2 separate regions of the Homo sapiens genome follow, and region 2 is linked to region 1. Evidence: chromatin loops called from intact Hi-C (ENCODE). Cell type or tissue: adrenal gland. All regions are shown on one strand.

Evidence for each region. A loop is a pair of places that touch in the nucleus more often than their neighbours do. Peaks named below come from ENCODE experiments on the same cell type or tissue, not always from the same donor. Only the 100,000 strongest peaks of a DNase experiment are listed, where the experiment ranks them.
Region 2: it touches region 1 in a loop (2.5-fold over the local background); 12 of 110 quality-filtered maps call a loop at or near these places.

The regions. Positions count from the first base shown.
Region 1 is chr21:42,712,622-42,720,621 of GRCh38, forward strand. The region is part of intron 4 of PDE9A (phosphodiesterase 9A); the gene reads left to right. Among named protein-coding and RNA genes, the nearest start is that of PDE9A-AS1, 25 kb to the right of the region's middle. In adrenal gland, no CTCF peak of the experiment used is centred here; no DNase peak of the experiment used is centred here.
Region 2 is chr21:42,661,792-42,669,791 of GRCh38, forward strand. All of the region lies in intron 1 of PDE9A (phosphodiesterase 9A), which reads left to right. Among named protein-coding and RNA genes, the nearest start is that of PDE9A, 12 kb to the left of the region's middle. RefSeq lists enhancers at 1-489, 4,246-4,752, 6,248-7,194, 7,195-8,000. In adrenal gland, no CTCF peak of the experiment used is centred here; DNase peaks (open chromatin) are centred at 4,391 and 4,682; H3K4me3 peaks cover 478 bases; H3K27ac peaks cover 1,683 bases.

The DNA.
Region 1 (8,000 bases):
CCATTACATACGATGTTAGCCACAGATTTTTTTGTGGATGCCTTTCATAAGGTTGGAAGTCCCCGTCTAATGTTAGTTTTCTGAGAGTTTTTTGTCTCATGTTCTTTGACAAAATTCTTTGTTAACTTTTATCAAATGTTCTCTCTACAGCTACTGAGGTGGGTTGAGGAGGTGTCCTCTTTTTCCTTGTTTTCTAATGGTTTTGTCCCATAAAGAGGTATTGGATTTTGTTCCAGTACCTTTCTGCATCTATGGGATGAGCATACATATGGTTTTTCTGCTTTATTCTATTAAGATAATGAATAATACTGATTGATTTTCAAATGTTAAAACCACTTTGCTTTCCTAGGGTAAATGCACTTATATTTCCAGGAAATGTTCCTAGGAAATTTCCTGGGGTAAACTCACTTGTATTTCCAGGAAATATTTCCAGGAAAATACTTGGGAATAAATGTAACAAAGTATATGTAGGCCCTCTCCCTGGTGTGTTTGCTTTTTATGTATTGACTTGTTTTTGTTTTTGTTTTTGTTTTGAGACAGTGTCGCTCTGTCACCCAGGCTGGAGTGCAGTGCTGCCATCTCGGCTCACTGCAACCTCCGCCTCCAGGCTTCAAGTGATTCTCCTGCCTCAGCCTCCCGGGTAGCTGGGATTACAGGTGTGCACCACCACACCAGATAATTTTTGTATTTTTAGTAGAGACAGGGTTTCACCATGTTGGTCAGGGTGGTCTCGAACTCCTGACCTCAGGTGATCCACCCGCCTCAGCCTCCCAAAGTGCTGGGATTACAGGCGTGAGCCACAGCACCTGGCCGCTTTTCATGTATTGCTAGATTTGATTTCCTAACAATTCGTTAAGAATGTGGCTGTCTATGCTTAAATGGGATATTGATTTGTAATTTTTTTTCTTGCAGTGTCTTTGTCATGTTTTGATATTGGCCCTATAGTGGCCTCATAAAACACATTGGGAAGTTTACTTTCTTCTGTATTTTCTGAAAGATTTTATGTAATTTTGGTATTATTTTGTCCTATGTCCCTTTACACTTAATGTATTTGGGTTTTTTGTGTGTGTCTTTTTAATAGTTAATAACAATGTATTTTATTCTTGAAAATCACTGAGAGTACATTTTGCATTCTCACCACAAAAAAAAACTATGTGGCATAATGTGTATGTTAATTCACTTGATTTAGCCATTCTACAATGTATATATTTCAAAACATCATCTTGACCATGGGAAATGTATCTAATTTTTGTCAATTTGTTAAAACTTTTTTTTTAATTCCAATTTTTTTTTTTTTGAGGTGGAGTCTCGCTTTGTTGCCCAGGCTGGAGTGCATGACCATGGGAAATGTATCTAATTTTTGTCAATTTGTTAAAACTTTTTTTTTCATTCCAATTTTTTTTTTTTTTTTTTTTGAGATGGAGTCTCACTTTGTCGCCCAGGCTGGAGTGCAGTGGTGCAATCTTGGCTCACTGCAAGCTCCACCTCCCGGGTTCACGCCATTCTCCTGCCTCAGCCTCCCAAGTAGCTGGGACTACAGGCGCCCACCACCGTGCCTGGCTAACGTTTGTATTTTTAGTAGAGATGGGGTTTCACTGCATTAGCCAGGATGGTCTCGCTCTCCTGACCTCATGATCCACCTGCCTTGACCTCCCAAAGTGCTGGGATTACAGGTGTGAGCCACCACGCCCAGCCCCAACTTTTATTTTACGTACAGATCTAAACGTATCACATGCAGGTTTGTTATGTGGTGTGTCGCACCCAGATGGTGAGCAGAGCCCCCAAGTCTTTGTTGATATGGTTGGGGTTAGCTCTCCCAGTCTTTGTTCATATGGTTGGGGTTGGCTCTACCAGTCTTTGTTCATATGGTTGGGGTTAGCTCTACCAGTCTTTATTGATATGGTTGAGGTTAGCTCTACCAGTCTTTGTCGATATGGTTGGGGTTAGCTCTACCAGTCTTTGTTGATATGGTTGGGGTTAGCTCTACCAGTCTTTGTTGATATGGTTGGGGTTAGCTCTACCAGTCTTTGTTGATTAGCTCTCCCAGTCTTTGTTGATATGGTTGGGGTTAGCTCTACCAGTCTTTGTTCATATGGTTGGGGTTAGCTCTACCAGTCTTTGTTGATATGGTTGAGGTTAGCTCTACCAGTCTTTGTTGATATGGTTGGGGTTAGCTCTCCCAGTCTTTGTTGATATGGTTGGGGTTAGCTCTACCAGTCTTTGTTCATATGGTTGGGGTTAGCTCTACCAGTCTTTGTTGATATGGTTGAGGTTAGCTCTACCAGTCTTTGTTGATATGGTTGGGGTTAGCTCTACCTGTCTTTGTTCATATGGTTGGGGTTAGCTCTACCAGCCTTTGTTCATATGGTTGGGGTTAGCTCTACCACGTTGCTATTTGCTGTTTCTTGATCTTGGGTTTTGTTTTTCTGTTCCTCCTTTTCTGCCTTCTCCTGTGTTAATTGAATAAATTTTTGTTTTCCATTTTATTCCTTCTGCTGACTCTTTAGCTGTCTCTTTTTGCATTATTTTTCCTCGGCTGTTGTAAGTGTTACAATATGCATCTTTACTTTTTTTTTTTTTTTTTTTTACAATTGATAGACTTTGTTTTTTAGATTCACGGCAAAATTGAGTGAAAAGTGTGGAGCTCCCACATGTTCCCCCCACACACAGACATTCAGCCTCTGCCACCGTCAACGTCCTGCATCAGATTGTATATTGGTTACAGCCGGGCGCACTGGCTCACGCCTGTAATCACAGCACTTTGAGAGGCCAAGGCAGGCAGATCACTGGAGGTCAGGAGTTCAAGACCAGACTGGCCAACATGGTGAAACCCTGTCTCTACTAAAAATATAAAAATTAGCCAGGCGTCATGGCGCACACCTGTAATGCCAACTACTTGGCAGGGGAATCGCTTGAATCCGGAAGGCGGAGGTTGCAGTGAGCTGAGATTGCATCACTGCACTCCAGCCTGGGCGACAGAGAGAGACTCTGTCTCCAGACAAAAGAAAAAAAAAAGACTGTACATTGGTTACAATCAGTGAACCAACATTGACATATCCTTATCAGCCAAAGTCTATATTCCACCTCAGAATTCACTCTCAGGGCTGTACATTCCCTGGGTTTGGACAAATATATGATGACCTGTGTGTCCCATCCCAGTCTCAGACAGAATCGGTTCTCTCAGGGCTGTACATTCCCTGGGTTTGGACAAATATATGATGACCTGTGTGTCCCATCCCAGTCTCAGACAGAATCGGTTCACTGCCTTCAAAACCCCCTGTGCGCCACCTATTCATCCCTCCCGCCCCAAGCCCCAGATCTTTTTACTGTCTCCATAGTTTGGCCTTTTCCAGAATGTCACATAGTTGGAGTCATACAGAATAAAGCCTCTTCAGGTTTTCTTTCACTTACTAATATGTCTTTAAGATTCTTTTATGCCTTTTCCCGGCATCTTAGCATTGAAGCATATTCCATGGTCTGTATGTATCACAGTTTATTTGCCCACTCACCTATTGAAGAGCATCTTGGTTGCTTCCAGGTTTGGGCAGTTATGAATAAAGCTGCCATAAATATTTGTGCACAAGTTTTTGTGTGCACATAAGATTTTAACACATTTGGATAAATACCAAGAAGCACAATTGCTGGATCTTTTGGTAACAGCATGTTTAGTTTTGTAAGAAGCTGCCAAACGGTCTTCCAAAGTGACTGGGCCATTTTGCATTCCCAGCAGCAATGAACGAGCATTCCTGCCGCTCCACATCCTCCCCAGCTTTTGTGTTTCAGTGTCTTGGATTTTCACCACTCTGATAGGTGTATTGCAGTATCTTCTTCTTGTTTTATTTTGCAATTCCCTAGTGACATATCATGATAAGCATCTTCTCATATGCCTGCTTGCCATCTGCATGTCTTCTTTGAGGTGTCTGTTCATATCTTTTGGCCACTTTTAATCATCCTGAACTTTTCACAATCTATTTAGAATTAATACTGTACCGCCTCACATAAAAAATAAGGACACTGCAGCTATATAAGTCTACTTACTCCCCTCTCCCACCACCTTTGAGTTATTGTGTCATATGTTTTATATCTGCATACATTTTAAGCCCCATAATACAATATTATAATTTCCTTTTTTTTTTTTTTTTTTTTTGAGACGGAGTCTCACTCTCTTGCCCAGGCTGGAGTGCAGTAGTGAGATCTCAGCTCACTGCAACCTCCACCTCCTAGGTTCAAGCGATTCTCCTGCCTCAGCCTCCCGAGTAGCTGGGATTACAGATGTGTGCCGCCACGCCCGGCTAATTTTTTGTATTTTTAGTAGAGACGGGGTTTCATCATCTTGGTCAGACTGGTCTCGAACTCCTGACCTCAAGTGATCCACCCGCCTCAGCCTCCCAAAGTGCTGGGATTATAGGCGTGATTATAGGCCACTGTGCCTGGCCTATAATTTCTTATTTAAACAGCTAGTTGTTTTCTGAAGAAATTATGAAAATAAACTTCCAGATAGTTTTTTAATAGTTGCCTATATATTTGCCATTTCTGATGTTTTTATTTCTTCTCAACTTCCAACTTATATTATATCCCTTCACTCTAAAGCATTTCTTTTTTCTTTTAATGTTTCTTGCAGTGCATATCTGCTAGTAACTAATTCTCTCAGCTTTTGCTGATTGGAACATGCCTTTTTTTTTTTTTTTTTTTTTTGAAATGATGTCTTGCTCTGTCGCCCAGGTTGGAGTGTACAATCAGTTCACTGCAACCTCCGCCTCCTAGGTTCAAGCAATTCTCCTGCCTCAGCCTCCCAAGTACCTGGGATTACAGGCGCCCACCACCATGCCCACCCAGGCACTCCACCCAGGAGGTGGAGGTTGCAGTGAACTGAGATCTCACTACTGCACTCCAGCCTGGGCAAGAGAGTGAGACTCCATCTCAAAAAAAAAAAAATTTTTTTGTATTTTTAGTAGAGACGAGGTTTCACCATGTTGGCCAGGTTGGTCTCGAACTCCTGACCTCAGGTGATCCACCCACCTCGGCCTCCCAAAGTGCTGGGATTACAGGCGTGAACCACCGTGCCCAGGCAAGGAACATGCCTTTATTTTGCCTTCATTGTGAAGGATGAGTTTTCATGGTGTGGAATTCTGCATTCACAGTTTGTTTTCTTCAAGAAGCTTAAAGATGTTGACTCACTTTCTTTCTGGCCTCCATTGTTTCTGATGAGAAGTCAGCTTAATTTGATCATTATTCCTCTGTATGAAGTGTGTCTTTCTTCTCTGGCTGCTTTCTTTGGGGTTTGTTTGTTTGTTTGTTTGTTTTGTTTTGTTTTTGAGATGAAGTTTTTGCTCTGTTGCCCAGGCTAGAGTGCAGTGGTGCGATCTCGGCTCACTGCAACCTCCGCCTCCTGATTCTCCTGCCTCAGCCTCCAAGTAGCTGGGATTGCAGGTGCCCGCCACCACGCCCAACTAATTTTTAGTAGAGACAGGATTTCACCATGTTGGCCAGGCTGGTCTCGAACTCTTGACCTCAGGTGATCCACCCACCTCGGGCTCCCAAAGTGCTAGGATTACAGGCGTGAGCCACTGTGCCCAGGCCTCTGGCTGTTTTCAAGCTGTTGATTTCTTTCCTTTATCTTTAGGTTTCAGCAGTTGGACTATGATGTGCTTCAGTCTCATTTTCTTCTTATTTATCCTTCTTCATGTTCATTGAGCTTCCATGGACTATGAATTTACCTTTTCAGCAAATTTGCAAAATTGTCAGCCATTACGTGTTATATGTGCCATTCTTTCTCACTAATGACCTGTATGTTAGAAAGTTTGCTGTTGTCTTTCAAGTGACTGCAGCTTTGCGGTTTTTTATAATCTTTTTTTTCTTTGCCCTTCAAATTGGGTAATTTCTGTTGACCTGTCCTTGATTTCCCTGACTCTTCCACTGACTCCAGACTTCTGTAAGTTGATCCATGAAGTTTTTTTTTGTTTAGGATATTATATTTTAAAATTCTAAAATTTGCACTTGACTCTTGTTCATAGATTTGTCTCTCGAGACTCCCCTCTGTTTACGATTTACTGACGCCGCTTTTGTTTCGGTGTTTGCACGTACCTGCAATTGCTGCATTAAAGTCTCGTTTGCTCATTTTGGCATCTGAGCCGGCAAGCGTCCAGGGTGTCTGAGGGATGATTTTCTCTTGGCCATGGGTCACATTTTCCTATTTCTTTGCATGTCTATTTTTTATTGTAGACTAAGATTATGAATAACACCTAGGAGAGACATTGGATTTTGTTATCATCCTCTGAAGAGTGTTAATTTTGCTCCAGCAGTCAGTTCCGTTACTCACTGATCATCTGAACTTCGTGCAGCCTGGTTTTATGCTTTGTTGGGGTAGATCTCTAGACTGACCCTTCTGTGGTTTTAGTAGGAAGCCTGAGGTATTTATCAAGCCTCTCTAACTCGACTACATTTAAACTCCAAACTTTGTCTCCTCCACAGCAGGAGCTGAAACCTCTGCCACACTAGGCCCACAAACATGCGTCATTCAGGGATCCACCAAGGAACAGGGTAGTTTATACAGAATTTGGGTCCCACTGCCATGGCTTCCTCCTTTGGGAACTCTCCTTTCCATTTCCATCCTCTCTGACAACCTAAAACTGTGTCATCTGACGCTTCAACCTGGAACTTTCTGCTTAAGTTTTAGCCATCTACATTATAAGGGCACTTTATAGCAAGAAATAGAATATTATTCCATTCTAGGCCAAGTACAGTGGCTCACACCTGACATCTCAGCACTTTGGGAGGCCGAGGTGGGTGGATCAACTGAGGTCAGGAGTTTGAAACCAGCCTGGCCAACATGGTGAAATCCTGTCTCTTCTAAAAAAAATTTTGAAAAAATTAGCCGGGTGTGGTGGTGCATACCTGTAATCCCAGCTACTCAGGAGCTGAGGCAGGAGAATCCCTTGAACCTGGGAGCCAGAGGTTGCAGTGAGCCGAGATGGCGCCACTGCCCTCCAGCCTGGGTGACAGAGTGAGAGTCTGTCTCAAAAAAAAAAAAAAAAAAAAAAGAAATATTCCTTCGTTCTTTTATAGGAGCATAGTACTTCATTTTGTAGATGTACTATTGTGTATCCTACTGATAGATACTTGTGTTGCTTCCAGTCTTGTTTTTACAGCGATCAGATGGTTCTTCTTAATTTCTCTTGCTACAAATGTTGCTGCTGTGTACAACCTGTTAAAGTCCACAGATGGAATAAAAGCTTTGGTTTGCAAAAATGACTCAATCTTTACAAACATTCTGTCATTTGTACCATAATCAATTAGTTTATTGGATCACCGAATTGCCTGACAGAATCCTTCCTGGAACTAGTCTATGGGGTCATTTGGCATAGAGTCAAAGCCTCAGACACGATGAGCCAGAGTTGATTTCCTTTGGCTTCACATAATTAAACTTTCCCAGAGGATTATCAGGTTACAGTGACACACACACAGGCTGTCAGATAATGGACAAAGTCCCAGCAGCGTGTACAACCAGCTGGTGGCTCCCAAATTCAAATTCCCCCAGCGGCATCCGTTCGGTTATTCGTACCCACACCCTCCCTTAGAAGTTTACCCCTCCGCCAGGCGCAGTGACTCACGCCTGTAATCCCAGCACTTTGGGAGGCCAAGGCGGGCGGATCACCTGAGGTTGGGAGTTCGAGACCAGCCTGACCAACATGGAGAAACCCCGTCTCTACTAAAAATACAAAAATTAGCCGGGCATGGTCACGCATGCCTGTAATCCCAGCTACTCGGGAGGCTGAGGCAGGAGAATCGCTTGAACCTGGGAGGCGGAGGTTGCGGTGAGCCGAGATCATGCCATTGCACTCCAGCCTGGGCAACAAGAGCAAAACTCCATCTCAATAAATAAATAAATAAGTTCACCCCACTACGGGCAAGAAGCCACACAGAAAGAAAAATAAAATAGGTATCTCTGGGGTTTTCTGAAGGGAAAGTAAGTGCAGCTCTGTCCCGTCTTTGCAGCTCTA
Region 2 (8,000 bases), 51 kb before region 1:
ATGGCTGTGCTGCTTTGCGAAGCTGTGTGCATGTCTGTGGTGTAGCCTGTGTACAGCCTGTGATGCGTCGCAGCGGAAGGGTAGGGGGCTGCCCAGGGAAGACAGATGCGCCAGGTTCCGCTCCACGGAGCTCAGCTACCAGCCCTGGTGGAGAGCGCAGATGGGGCCGATTTGTCATTTGTCTGCGCTTGAGCCCAGCAGCTGTGTGGCCTCCCTGGGGCAAGTCATTCACCCTCTCTGTGCCTCAGTGTCTCTGTGAAGTGGGGGGAAGTTTTTGGAAGATTAAGTGGGCTAATACGCGTCAAATGCTAGAACACACTGGCACTTGGTAAATGCTATATAAGTGTTATCATTTTTGTTTGTTTATTATTTATTTATCCATGTCATGGATTTAAGGCAGTCTAATCTCAGTGCCTGGTGGAGACCCGGGCGCCACCCCCCCAGGTTGTCAAGTGGTCCCTGTGCCTCCCACTATCGTCCCCAGCACGGTGCCGTGTCCGGGCGTGCGTGAAGGGCCAGCTCACCTCACAGCTCTGCTTCCCAGGTTAGCTCCCATCCACCCTCCCCCTACCTGTTTCCTCACCGAAGGAAGGGGCAGAAAGATGCCCTCCATGCCCCTTCCGACTGTTGCAGAGGGATGGAGGACTATGGTACATACACACATATACACGCACACACCCACCACACACACACACCATGCACATGCACATCACACACACGCACACACCATGCACACACACCACACACGTACACACCATGCACATCACACACAAGCACACCACACACACCAAGCACACGCACATCATACACATGCACACACACCACACACACCACACACCACACACACGCACATCCCACACCATGCACACACACACCACGCACACGCACTGCACACACATGCACACACCATGCACACGCACATCACACACTTGTACACACCAGGCACATCACACACAAGAACGCACACCACACACAAGGACACACACCACACACACACACCAAGCACACACACACCACACACACGCACACACACGCACACACCCACCACACACCACACACATGCACATCACACACGTACACACCACACACAGCACACACAAAAACACACCACACACACCATGCACATGCACATCACACACATGCACACCACGCACACGCACATCACATGCACACGCCACGCGCCTCACACACAAGAACACACACCACACACACGCACACCACACACACGCACATATCACACACATGCACATCACATACATGCACACACCACACTTACACACATGCACATCACACACAAGAATGCACACCACATACACGCACATCACACACATGCACACACCACACATGCACATCACACACCTGCATATACATCACACACACATCACACACATCCACATGCACCACACCCACCACACACATGCACGCACCTACCACACATGCATATCACACACATGCACACACACCACACACAAGCACATCACAAACACCACACAGGCACATCACACACATACATACACACCGCGCACACATCACACACATGCACACACACCACACACGCACAGTATGAAGATGACAGAGAAGTCAGCAGAGCCCCTGGGGGTTTCAGGAGTTGAGTGGGGACGAGGCAGGTGGCCACACAGCTCGGAGGGAGGGCAGAAGGCACCCGTCTTCGCAGAGTCACAGTGGGGCTTGCCTCCTATACGTGCCGGAAGGGTGAAGCCCCTTATCTCATTGCCCGATGTGATGAGGTTTGAAGTGGTTGAGCTTGGAGGGTATGGGCTGAGCCCACAGCAGACAGGCCTGGCAGTGCCCCCCGTCTTCCCACCCTGCGGTCATGCAGCCCGACTCTTGGGGGCGGGGTGCCACCGTGATGTGCCGTCACTTGCAGCAGTATGTCCTCATGCCAGGCTGAGACCAGCACTGTGTGACCAGCCTGCCCCATGTCCCTCAGCGCTGTGTCACACTCCACACTGAGGCCCCACTGAAGCATGCCAGGCCCCATCCTATTTCTTCCAGGTAGTCGTCTGCCCAGCACCTCCCCTCCCAGGCCTTGCCCTAAAGCCCAGGCCTCTCAGCATCCAGGACTCTGGAATCTCCCAGGTGTTGATGGCTGAGGTCATCAGCTGGATGCCAGGACACCCAGGATGCTCCAGGTCCTTGCTGGGGTCTGGAGTTTGTGATTCAGCCTCAGTCCCTGTGGTGAGTCCACCATGTGTCCTCAGACAATGGATCAGAGAGCCCCCAGAGGACGGCCCGGGGCCGAGTCGGGTCCAGATGCCAAAGGGGCTTCTCGAGGCATCTCCAGCTCCCACCTGCCCCTCGGAGTGCCAGGCTTGGCTTCTGGAAGAGAAAGCTGGGGGTTTAGTGACTCCAGCCAACTGCTGTGAGCCCAAGGCATCAAACTAAAAATAGCGAGGCCAAGAGGGAGTCTTTGTGTTCGGCTCAGTGGGCAATGGTGCCTCACCTCGCAGCATGACACAGGGCTGATGACACGGGGCACGTTGGTCACAAAGTGCCAGTCTCAGCCTGGCACAGGGACGTGCCACCTGCAGGTGATGACACATCACAGTGGCAGCCGCTCCTGATGGTGCTGCTGCATTGAGTAGGAGCCCAGATCCAGGGAGACAGTTGCAGCAGATGAGGCAGGAGGCCAGCGAGGGGTTCTACCTGCTTTCCGGGCTGGCCTCTGCATGGACACAAAGCAGAAAGGGCATAAAGGTGACCCTGGCCACCAAAGCAGACCTGGAGCAAACTGGACCAGCGCAAGGCCCCGGTGCCAGCACTCAGAGACATTTCTTTTCTGGCAGGAAATTTGTGCTTCATTTTCTAATGAAATTCCAAGGCAATCAAAAGGCAAGGAAAGAGGAGGGAAAGGAAGGGAGGGAGGGAGGGGGTTCCATTCCCATCCGAATGGAAGCCCCCAAGGCTTCTGTAGCTCCCCCCATCACCAACTTCACTCACCACTCTTATCTGATGCCTCCTATTTGGGTACACACGGCCGGGTCGGCCTTGCGAGAGACTCAGTTTCCTCTCGACTTCCGCCCGCCTGCACTGTCACCACGTCCTGCCATTGACCTCTGTTCATCCACTCATGGTCACTGCTGTGAGTTGAATTGTGTCTCCCAAAAAAGTGGATTTCTGTGCTAACCTGTGAATGTCCCGTTAGTTGGAAATAGGGTATTTGCAGACATAATCACATCAAGATGAGGTCATACTGCATTGGGATGGGCCTCAAGCCCATATGCCCGCCATCCTTCTAAGGAGAGGGAAAGGCAGACACACATTTGTCCATGGAAATGAGAACGGAAGACGTAGAGACAGAATCAGGCCATGTAAAGACAGACTCAGAGACCAGAGTGATGCATGTACAAGCCAGGCTCTGCGGGCAGCCCCTAGAAGCTGGAAGAGGCAAGCCTCCTCCCTGGAGTCCTGGGAAGGAGCCAGCCCCGCCCATGCCTCGAGCTCAGGCTTCAGGCCTCCGGAGCCAAGAGAGATAAACCTCTGTGGTTTCATGTCACCCAGTTTGTGGTCTTTGTTATAGCAGCCCCAGGACACTCAGGGGGTTGCCTTGTCCACCCCCATCCTGGCCCTCTGAGGGACTGGTTGGCTCTTAGAAGACCGTTCAACCTGCCCTCTGGTCCTCCTCCCCCACCCAGAGACCCCTGGCTACACCCTGCCCAAGGGAGCTCACCAAAGCCCACAGGGTCCCTGTGATCTTGTCACCTGGGCTCCCACAGGCCAGCAGTGTTGGAACCTGGACATCTGGCTCCAGCCTTGGTGGCCACCCCCGACCTTGCTCTGCTCCTACAGCTCCCGGCCTTCCCTGCCCTGGCCGGCCCTTGCTGAATGTCCCCGCTCCTAGGAAGCCGGATGTGTCGCGTGCAGGTGCCTCTCTGCACTGTAATAACTCCTCACCAGGCACCCTTGGAGCCCAGGATCAAGTCACTCACCTTCCAACCCTGCCCCTGCCCAGAGACTGGCACGAGAACCAGTAACAGTTGTTGAATAATGAACAATGGATGCATGCAGCTCACCCGTGAGAGGGCGTTGCTCGGCTGGGCCAGGGATGAAGCTTCTCCCGCGTGGCTCCACCGTCTATCCCTCAAGCTCCTGATGCTCCCCTGGGCACCTCTGCGCCATGAGGCCCCGTTGAAGTCAGTTGGGGAGGCAGTGTGGACCGTGAGAAGGGAGTCCTAAGCACAGGAAACGCTGCCTTCCTGGGGCCCTAAAGAACAGGCTCACCTTCCCCAAGGGCCTTCAGGCCCTGACATCTAAAAAGATGTTCTTTATCAAAGGGGAAAGCAGCCCTGGGGTGGGGGCGTGGCCACCAGTGCAGTGGGCGTGGCCACAACCGAGAGGGCGTGGTCATTCGTGCAGTGGGCGTGGTCATCAAGAAAGGGCGTGGCTGCAGCCGGAAGGGCGTGGCTATCAGCTCCAGAAGGCCCTTCTTGCTGTCCTTGGACTTGGGTTCTCCTTGTCGACGAGGATCTCAGCTGGAGCTGCCAGGGGCAGGGCTGGCACCAAAGCACTTCTGAAGTCTCCCCGCCTCCCAAGTGTGAGGCTGTGGGGAAGGAGGGAGGGCAGCTGGCTTGTTTCTGGATGAGCCCATCTGACTCAGCAGCTGGGACCCAGCAGGAGCGCAGAGCAGGTCCTGAAGGTGCCGAGGCCCCACCCGCAGCTCCGTCTCAGCTTTGTGAGGGCTGCACTCCCCCGTGTGCATCCGGCGTCACAAAGGACCACAGGCCCGGCGGCCTCCACAGCAGACACCAAGGCCCTCGCGGTCTGAAGGCCGAATTCCCAGGTCAGGCTGCAGCAGGGCTGGTTCCTGAGGCCTCTCCTGGGCTGGCACCTCCTCCCCGTGTCCATGCAGGGCCGAGCCTCTGCATGTCTGTGTCCTCGGCGCCTCGTTTTACAAGGACATCTCATTTTAAAGGCCCGGTCTCCAAATAAGGTCATATCGTGAAGTGCTGGGGTCAGAACTACAGCATGAATTTTGACGGGACACAGTTCAGTCCATAGCACCCGCTTTGGGAAGTGGGAATGACCTCTCCCTTCCCCATCTTCTGGCCTTTGTAACCCTAATGTGGGAAAGCAGGAGGGATCCAGAACGACATTGGGTCACCAAAGAGAGCATCGCAGCCCAAAAGGTTGAAAGGCGGCACCAAGGTCCCGCGCCTGGTGACCGCCGACTCGCCCTCCCGGGCTCCAGGCTGTCCCCACTCCCCCCCGCCCCAACCCCAGCATGTTGAGGCGCCTGGTCCCAACTGCCCATTCACTCCCTGTACACAGACTGCTTCTTTGTCCTCCAGCCAGGGGTGAAGGGCCATGCTGGCGAAACAGCAAACAACCCCAACATGCTTTGCAGCCTGGCCAACCACATGACCAGTTTGAGGAGGTTGGCTGGAGATCACAATGAGGAAGTTGGATGAGGGGGTCCAACTTCTAGCAGCCCATAAGCCTATCCATTCAGACACCAAATCCATGGAAAACAGAGAGACAATATACTGATTTTCAAAAGGGAGACATACCCCAGCAAGTACAGACCAGGGAACAGGGTGCTGACGTGGCCACAGTTCTTAAACTACTCGACTTCATGGATGGGGCACAGTTTTTTTTAAAGGAGGATTTAGAATTCTATTTGGCAGGTGGCATGAAAAAGAGTTTTGAATAGAAACACACCCCTCCCTCCCAGTTGCCTGCCCAGTATGTTTGTTTTGTTCTCTTGAAACAAAGGAAGAGAGTGGTGAGGAGGGAGGGAAGATGAACCAGGAAGAATGAAAGCACTTGGCCTGCTTCTCAGATGGTCTTGGACTGTCTCCGCTCACAGGAGTTGCAGGTTTTTGGGTTTTATGCAAGTTCGGATCACAACAGGCCTCTTGCAAGAACCAGGCATTACCTTTATTCCAAAAGCCTTGCTGGGCCTTCTTGAAAGGACTGGCAGCCACCACTTCCCTAGAAACCCGTGGCAAGTTCCCTCCTCCCGACCCCCTGCTGTTTGGTCCAGGACCCCCTGCAGTCCTGACTGGGACCCACTTGGCCCTTCTCAAGGGACCCAGCACAGGACGTGTGTTTCTGCTTTGATGAACCGCCCTTTCCCCCCTGCAGTTCTAGTGGAATCTCCCCTCCCTTATCCCATTCCCACTTGGAAATGATGATGATGGAATGGGCGATGCCGGCTTACCAAGACATCCAAGCTCTCTGGGTCGAAGTTGGAGAGAGGGGTGCACAAAAAGGATTCCACTCCTGTCTGCCTTCCCCTGCCTCCCCGCTGGGGTGTCCCTTTCCCATGGTTTCCTCTAAATCTTTTCACCCATGTCCAGCCACACCATTCTCACATACTGCCTTGAAACTGGGCTCGAAGGGGCTGCGTGCTGAGAGAAGGTCCTCTCCCCCAGTGATCCTCCAGAGGGGCTGCCGCCTGGGTCCCCCGAGCACCTCCTACCCCACCCTCCCCATTCCTGCCATCCCCAGGGTCCAGGGAGCCCAGATTCCAGGGAAGGGTTGCATTAGCTCCCACTCGGAGTCCTGATGCAGCAGAGACAGACAGAGGCCCTGGGAGAAGTGAGCATGAATTATTAAGACAAGACAAGGGTGAGGCCCCAGAGAGGGGGTGGCGGAAGGGTCATGTTCATGCAGCGAGAGTTGCTTCGAGCTTGAACCGCGTATCCAGGAGTCAAGCAGATTGCAACTGGCGAGAGGCCTTCAGAAATGCCCCGTGAGAGTCCTGTGTGCAGAGCTCCATCTCAGCACACTTCCTGTTCTTTTGGTTCGTCGATTTTTGCATTTTCAGTCCCCTGTGATCCATTATTTATAACAGTGGAGATTGGCCTCAGACACTAGCAGTGAGGAAAACAAAAGCGAAGCTACGCAGAAAAATGACAAGAGTGATGAGCACAGCAGTCATGACAAATGAGCCCTGTGCGGAGGCCCGGGATCCGCGCAGATGCCGGCGCGGGGGAAATGGGCCCTGAAATCCCACCGTCAGGCCAGGCAGCTCTGAGCGTGACCTGGAGGGCTGTTCAGACGGTCTGGGTAGCCGTGTCCTGCGCATGAACATCCTCCGTCGGGAGAGGAATTCCCCACGGATTATCAGAGCTGCTCCCTCCACCCCCCGCCACGTCCCACGCGGGCCACATCAACTCCCTCTGCAGCCTCTGGCCAGCGGCTGAGCCCTCCGTGTCTCCCCTCGTTAATGCCTCCTTCACCATCCCCTCCTGAAGTTTCCCCCATTGCATACACGCGCTGAGGCCCACCCGGTATCAAGGACTCCCATTGCTTGCGAAAAAGATTCCACCCCTCTTAGAACAGAGACCAGGGCCGCTGTAGCAAATGGCCATAAATGCCACAGCTTAAAACAACAGAAACGGATTATCTCGCAGCTCTGGAGGATGGAGTCCAAAATCTGAATCGCTGGGCTGAAATCCAGGTGTGGGCAGGGCCGCGCTCCCTCTAGAGGCTCCCCCGGAGATTCCCTTCCTTGCCTCTTCCAGCTGCTGGTGGCTGCCAGCAGTTTGGGAATTGCGGCCGCATCACACCACCTTTCTGTTTGTTGTTGACATCCCCGCCTCCCCTGCCTGCGGGGTCTTAGATGTCTCTCTCCTTCCCACTGAGTTTCACTCCACATTTGAATTGGATTAACTCATGCCATGTTAGGCAAACGTGCCCCTCAAATCCTTCCACTTAACAGACATTTATTGAAGGTTCCTGTGTGCGGGGCCCAAGAGAAGGGACATTAAATTAGGAGATGAACCTTGGGAGGCCATGGCATGCTTCGGAGCCTCGGCGTCAAAATGACAACCCACACCCCACTTGGCGGTTCATCTGGGGCCCTGGAATCAGCAGACTGAGGCTGGAACCCAGCAATGGCACATGCTGGCTGTATGTTCTCGGGCCTCAGTTTCAACATCAGTGACATGGGGATAGAATCTGCCCAGCGGAGTTAAGTCACCGCATCCCGGAGAGCCGAGTGTCTCATAGAGGCTCCTGGTGTGGTCTCCATG